Linked DNA regions of Homo sapiens: region 2 is linked to region 1. A link is a contact called in ENCODE Hi-C or POLR2A ChIA-PET data. All regions are on one chromosome and are shown on one strand. Each heading gives the region's core, a stretch centred on a gene start or an enhancer-like site at or near the end of the contact. The rest is flanking DNA. Distances are from core to core; before and after follow the strand shown. Region 1 holds the start of JPT1 (Jupiter microtubule associated homolog 1). Region 2 holds the start of SNHG16 (small nucleolar RNA host gene 16).

What was found. Hi-C counts contacts between places; a loop is a spot of excess contacts on that map. ChIA-PET counts read pairs that join two places held with the same protein, here RNA polymerase II (POLR2A). Pooled maps may share reads with other maps.
Region 2: a loop to region 1 is called in a pooled map, with 6 times the contacts of the local background. The contact joins the promoter of SNHG16 here to the promoter of JPT1 in region 1. A Hi-C loop is called at or near these places in 1 of 168 maps with a recorded cell type or tissue (ovary) and 2 of 50 pooled maps. POLR2A ChIA-PET finds 5 or more read pairs at or near these places in 2 of 52 experiments (HEK293 and WTC11).

Annotation. Positions count from the first base shown.
Region 1 is chr17:75,153,087-75,156,391 of GRCh38, reverse strand. It overlaps JPT1 (Jupiter microtubule associated homolog 1), which reads left to right and starts at 1,880. Exons shown (of 5, transcript NM_016185.4): 1 at 1,880-2,050. The coding sequence starts at 1,995. RefSeq lists an enhancer at 797-1,392 and a silencer at 2,045-2,284.
Region 2 is chr17:76,555,325-76,559,062 of GRCh38, reverse strand. It overlaps SNHG16 (small nucleolar RNA host gene 16), which reads right to left and starts at 1,299. Exons shown (of 3, transcript NR_038111.1): 1 at 1,206-1,299. SNORD1C (small nucleolar RNA, C/D box 1C) reads right to left here and starts at 273; the gene lies at 194-273. RefSeq lists enhancers at 77-878, 1,219-1,478, 879-1,679, 2,169-2,268.

The DNA of each region.
Region 1 (3,305 bases), core at 631-3,130:
CCGAGATTATGCCACCGCACTCCAGCCTGGGCGACAGAGCGAGACTCTGTCTCAAAAAAACGAAAACAACAACAACAAAAAAAGAAAGAATGGGAAGATTGGCTGGGCGTGCGGTGGTTCACACCTGTAATCCCAGCACTTTGGGAAGCCAAGGTGGGTGGATCACGAGGTCAGGAGATTGAGACCATGCTGGCTAACATGGTGAAACTCCATCTCTACTAATAAACTACAAAAAATTAGCCGGGCATGATGGCACGCACCTGTAGTCCTAGCTACTCGGGAGGCTGAGGCAGGAGAATCGCTTGAACCCGGGAGGTGGAGGCTGCAAGTGAGCAGAGATCGCGCCACCACTGCACTCCAGCCTGGGCGACAGAGCAAGACTCTGTCTCAAAAAAAAAAAAAAAAAGCTAAGATTTTGGCTAGATGCGGTGGCTTACACCTGTAATCCCAGCACTTTGGGAGGCCAAGGAGCATGGATCACCTGAGGTCAGGAGTTTGAGACCAGCCTGGCCAATATGGTGAAACGCCGTCTCTACTAAAAATACAAAAATTAGTCAGGGGTGGTGGCGCACGCCTGTAGTTCCAGCTATTACGGAGGCTGAGGCAGGAGAATCGCTTGAACCTGGGAGGTGGAGGTTGCATTGAGCGCCATTGCACTCTAGCCTGGGTGACAAGAGCGAAACTCCACTTCAAAAACAAAAAAAAAAAAGAAAGGAAAAAAAGAAGGGAAGATTCTAACACAAACAAGTGGTGCGCTTCGTGCTGTTGTGGTAAGCACATAAATGCATCATCCGTGCTTTCTAGAACAGAACTTCTCACTGGCTTTTCATGAAAGCCCGGGGGGGGAGGGTGGTTAACCTAGACTGCCCAGAATACAAACTTCCAACTACCTGAAAGGTGGCTTTGCAAAGAGGAATGTGGTTCAATTATTATGGAAATATTGAGACAAGCAAAGACATCTGCCTTGAGGAAATATGCAAGACATGAGAAGGGCCTGCCCTCTTTTGCCCAAGGCTTTCCTATTATGATCTTGTAAACCATCATTCCTGAATCCTCCAAGTGTGTCTGCATTTGTCGCATGGATAGATTTACCCAGACAGGTGGAAGAGTCATGACTTAAGGGTTATAAACAGCTGCAGAGGCCTGAGCTGCTTCCATAGTCTTGGTAGCAGGGAATGAGTCCATTCCTGGTGCCAGGCATTAACCAGCCTTAGAATAGGCCCCCAAATAGGAGCGACTGTAATTTTGGTCCAGTACATGCACCACCCATTACAACTAAACAGTAACATTAAAATGTAAGGAATTTCCAGTCCTTTTAAAAGGGATCATCTTGGTGCGCTCTCTGTTGCTGACTCATTGTGCGGCTGCTTTGAGACTATTAGGTTTCTAAATGGGACACACAGTAGGTATTCAACAGATAAATGTCAACTTGTTGCAGTACTTTTCATCCTTTAAGGAGGATGCCCTTACTATCCCACCATCAGTAAAGCAAATGAGAGAACAGTAACAGTGACAAATCTCCCTTCTGCTTGCCGAGGTTGTAACTCCCCAAGAAAGAGCTTCCCCCTCTGTCAGGTAACGTTTTACAGTGACAGCCAGCACGACTTCCACCCAGCGCGAGGTAGATTCGCCTTCCGTCCAATCATCGCCGAGATTTTGGGGTGGGGGAGGGGAGAGAGTCCCAAGGCCTTCCCAGTCCAGGAAGGGGGCGGGCTTAGGCTGAGCCGTGGCCGCCACAGCCCATCGTAATGCCGCATGGTGCTTGGCACTCCAGAGAGCCAATAGGAATGAAAGAATTCATTTGAATCGGCCAATGCCGGCGGGTTAGGGGGCGGGGGTTGAAAACCCTATAAAGGCGTCGATCGGCCGGACAGGCGGCAGCGGCGGCTCCTGCAGCGGTGGTCGGCTGTTGGGTGTGGAGTTTCCCAGCGCCCCTCGGGTCCGACCCTTTGAGCGTTCTGCTCCGGCGCCAGCCTACCTCGCTCCTCGGCGCCATGACCACAACCACCACCTTCAAGGGAGTCGACCCCAACAGCAGGAATAGCTCCCGGTGAGGCGACCGGGTCGCGCCCGAGCCGCGCGGGGCTGAGGGGCTGGGAGGGCCGCTGCCGGCGGGGCCTCGCGCCGGTCGTTGCGGGTAACGAGCCCCGTGCGCTGTGCTCGCGCCGGGGCGGGTGGCGGGGTTCTGCCGTCGGCGCCGCCTTTGTGCCGCCTGGCGAGCCCTGCGCGCCGGCCCCACCCGGGTCCCTGCTGCTCTCCATTCATTCCTTCCACGGAGTCAGGGGCTGAGGAGGCCGGGGCTGGTCGCCCCTCGGAGCACGGCCGGTTTTCGTTAATCGGAACCTTCGGGGAGGGCTTCGCTTTCTCCTGTGTGCATCCCGGCTGGTGCATCCCCAGGGTGGTGGGCTTGGCCCCCCAGGTGCCCGGGGATCCTTTAGGGCCCCATGCATGGTCAGGTCCTATTGTCCCATTGATGGGCCACGCGCTCCTGTCTCTCCCCCGTGGCATGCGGTTGGTCTCGCTCTCGCGCGCAGCCATTGGATCCGGAGACCGGATCGATCAGGTCCGGCGGGCTCCTTACCCTCGCCGTGCCCCCACTCCTTATTCGGACCTACCTGACAGGTGCATGTGTGGTCGAGCGGGGCTGGTCATCGCGACCCTTCACCCCCCATTGAGGACCCAATCGTTCTTCCCCTCTTCGAAGTGCCTCCCCTCTTCCAAGTGTCTCCCCTTCCTAACAAAGGAAAGACCCCTTCTCCCCATCCCTGCGCTCATTTCTAAGGCGGGGGGCGGGGGCGGGCGCGGGGAACGAGCCAACCCGAGTGGGTTTTCTGCGCTTAAACCTTCGGACCGTGGCCTTTGCATCCTACCTTCGCTTCCTCCTTTGACGTTTGCCCAGTGAGTTCATCCCTGGCCCTGGTTCCCTTGCAGGAGGAGGTTTCTTGTTCTTGGGCGGGGCCGGAGACATCCATTGTCTCTAACGTGGTAGCGCTACCTGGGAAGCGGGGGATTTTTCTTGCCCTTCTTCCCACTGCTTTTTGGGCTTGGGGCACTGGGTACAGTGTTTGGACAGGAACCCTTTTCCAAGTCCTTGCTTAACTTACTTGGTGGAAGGGTTTGGATTCTGTGGAAGGTGTCCACATTGTCTCAGCTAATTGCACACTGTTCTTTAAGGTGGGTTACAGTTATGTCTGGGATCCTCTTCAAGGCTTGGAAGAAGCTTAAATCACTTTTTTGAGCATGTATTTTACATCGATTATGACCTGCATTCATGTGTGGCTACCCTCGGGGTCCTGGCCAAGTGG
Region 2 (3,738 bases), core at 50-2,549, 1.4 Mb before region 1:
AAAGTACTAAAAATCTCACCATTTACAGAAATTTCATCATGAAGATCCTTACACTTAACACCTTAAGGTGATGAGTTTTCACATGACTGTTTTCAAGGCCACAGCCACCACCTTTAATCTAAAAGAGAAGGATAACAGGCTTCATTCTAACAGAAACCACCTTAAGGTTTATTCTCCAGATTTGTATTAAACAGCTGAGCCTCAGCAAGTCAGACCTCCTCACAAAAGATACCATTTCAGACAGGGATAACTTTAAATCATCCTCAGCTCAGCCAATAACAAAGATTCCTAAATCCTAGCGATCCAAAATTCATTTGCCATGTCTCTTTCATCCCTGCATGCCCTAACGAGGATCCACGCTGGTTACAATGACACCTAGTGGCCCCAAATCACACGGGCAAAGACGCTACTCATTTTTATCATTAAAATAATTAGCATTCTGAATTTTGAGTAATTTCTTACCATAGCTGGCTTGTATGTCAACACGTATTCTCATACTTGAACTTCAGAATAAAGCAGGAGGTGAATGTATGTGATGGCACCAACTGTGCTTTCTCATTTCTAGTGACCACTCAGGCCCTGCCTGCACCCACTCTTACTCATGTTAAGGGCTCCATCTATTACTCTGATCCTTCAACCTGGAGCTCTGCTTTTCACCGTCTCTGCAGATGCCAAACAAAGAAAGGCCTCTGGGGGAGGAAAAAAGGCTCGTTGTTAAAACTACGGCTTTCCAGAAGTTTACAATCCTATTGACTCCTATCTGTAAAGCTAAATATGAACTACCGATTGGGGCCGTCCTCAAGACACTCCAAGCGGAATCACGTCTTCACACGTTAACACTCCTGATGCTGAATTAAGAACCACCATCGTCAGAGTCTGCCCGTGCGCGGGCACCGAAGACCCCTGGGCATGACGCTCAGCACACGCGCGGCGGAGGCGCACGGGGCTGCCCAGGTTGTTAGGCGCTCTCCCCCGCAGAAGCCGGCCCTATGACGCCGAGGACGGGCTTGAGCTCTCTCCCTTCACATAGTAACATTTTCTCAACGTTTGGAAAGCATTTTCTCATCCAGTACTTTTAACCCTCCTAACCACCCTATGAGGGAGAAACCGAGATTATCGTCACCACTTCGTCTCTGAGGAAGGGAAGCCAAGTATGTTAGTGTCGTGTCAAGGAAGACCCCGTTTTCCCACCCAGGCAGCCTTACCATCATCACTAAAGGCCTGAGACTGCTCGCCGTGCTCAACACCGACTGGAGTGGCCATGTCTTCCAGCCACGCGGCCGACCTCGAAAAGAACGCGAGACCGCCCCTGCGCGCAAGTCTTCTCGGCAATCTCTCCGGAACTCTCGCGATGTTGAGAAAGGGCTGGTGGGAAATGTAGTTCAAAACTACGGCGGCTGGGGGCTGGCCGCGTCCTCAGCGCGACCCTGGAGCTGGGGGTAAGATGGTGGCCGCCACCAGGGGCAGTGGAGGGTCCGGAGTGGGAAACCAGGCCTGTGAAGAACCACGGCTGTCAGAAAACGAAGCTGGAGGTTCACTTCTGCCAGAAAGTCATTGAGCTTCAACACAGTTTGTCCCTGGTCGAGACTGGGGAAGCACAGAAAGTTCGAGGGGGCAGGGACAGATGAGGAAACCGGGGCTTGGCCGAGTATCTTTGTTAATTGCTCTGCGGATTTTATTTGGGGGAGGATAGGGGCATTTGGGGTGGTTCGCTGGGTTAGTGAAGAGGAGAGATTCCGAGGGAATCGTTCAACCTCCTGCTCAGGTGTTTTTAAGTTTGGGGCGAGGCCGGTGAAGCCGAGGCGCGGGCGGCAAGGAGCGCTGGAGAGCGACGGGGCTCGGCCTCCGCGGCTGCCCAGGGGCCCGGGGCATTCCGAGAAGAGAAAAAAAGGCAAGTGTCACGAGCTGAATTACGAAAAGAACGGAGAATGATGTAACACCCACTGCTCTTCTGAGTGTTATTTTTCAGGCAAACACCTTGGCTTCATTTTTTTTTGTTTCTGGGTTTTTTTGGTTTGTTTTTGAGATAAGGTTTCACCCTGGCACGCAGGCTGGAGTGCAGTGGTGCAATCATAACTTATTGTAGCCTGGACCTCCCGGGCTCAAGTGATCCTCCCGCCTCAGCCTCCTGAGTGGCCGGGACGACAGGCGAGCGCCACCACGCCCAGCTGATTATTTTTATTTTGCAGAGATGAGGTCTCACTATGTTGCCCGGGTTGGTCTCAAACTCCTGGCCTCAAGCAGTCCTCCTGTTTTGGCCTCCCAAAGTGCTGGGATTACAAAGGTGAGCCACTGCGCCCGGTCTGGCTTCGTTTTTGAAATAAAAATAAGGCAAAAACGACATCAACAATCAGGGCCAGAATTTGCACCTATTTGAAAGCTAGTTTAAGTTTGCAAGACCGAGAGCCTTTTCTCCATTCCAGTCTCCCTGTTCTCATCCACCCATTAACAGTGATCTCTGTGGCCTTCGGTGTGGGTTATATTGTCCTGCAGATGGTAATATGTTGCAGATACTTATCTTCAAATTACCACATTTGCTTATGTTTACCTCCTTTCATTTGATTGTAAGCTCTTCAAGAGCAGAAGTCTCTTTTTATTATTATTATTATTTTTTTTTTTTTTTTTTTTTGAGATGGACTTTTGCTCTTGTTGCCCAGGCTGGAATGCAATGGCACGATCTCGGCTCACGGCAACCTCCGCCTCCCAAGCTCAAGTGATTCTCCTGCCTCAGCCTCCTGAGTAGCTGGGATTACAGGCATGCGCCACCACGCCCAGCTAATTTTGTATTTTTAGTAGAGATGGGGTTTCTCCATGTTAGGCTGTTCTCAAACTCCTGACCTCAGGTGATCCACCCGTCTCAGCCTCCCAAAGTGCTGGGATTACAGGCGTGAGCCACCACGCCCAGCCTCTTTTTATTTTTATTTTTTTCTTTTTAATTTCTTAACAGTGCAGGGTTTGGTATTTACCTGCTATGCTCACAGTAAGTCTTCAGCAAATAATCATTAATTCATTCAGCAGTAATTCTGGCCATTAGGTTTCTCTACCTTACCCTTGAAGACACGTTATTTTGTGTAATACTGAAAGGAAGAATGTGTTCTATCCCTGCAAACATAGTTCCTTTCATTTGAGACTTACAGTGGGAATTCTAAGTGTGGAATTTCCCAAAAGCTGCTAGCGGGCTGGTGACCTACTGTAGACAAGATAGTAATGATAGCTAATACTTCATAGCACTTACCAGGTGCCATTCCCTATACTGGTTTCTGTACATGTATGAACTCGTTTAATCCTCACAATGCGATGAAGTACTACTGTCAGAGGCATTGGAACCAGAAAACTCCATCTTGAATAGGAGCTGGGTGAAACGAGGCTGAAACCTACTGGGCTGCATTCCCGGACGGTTAAGGCATTCTAAGTCACAGGATGAGACAGGAGGTCGGCACAAGATACAGGCCATAAAGACCTTGCTGATAAAACAGTTTGCAGTAAATAAGCCCACCAAAACCAAAACCAAGATGGCGATGAGAGTGACCTCTGGTCGTCCTCACTGCTACACTCCCACCAGCGCCATGACAGTTTACAAATGCCATGGCAACATCAGGAAGTTACCCTATGTGGTCTAAAAATGGGAGGCGTAAATAATCCACCCCTTGTTTAGGATATAATCAAGAAATAACCATAAAAATGGGCAACCAGCAGCCCTCAGGGCTGCTCTGTGGAGTAGCCTTTTTTTTTTTTTTT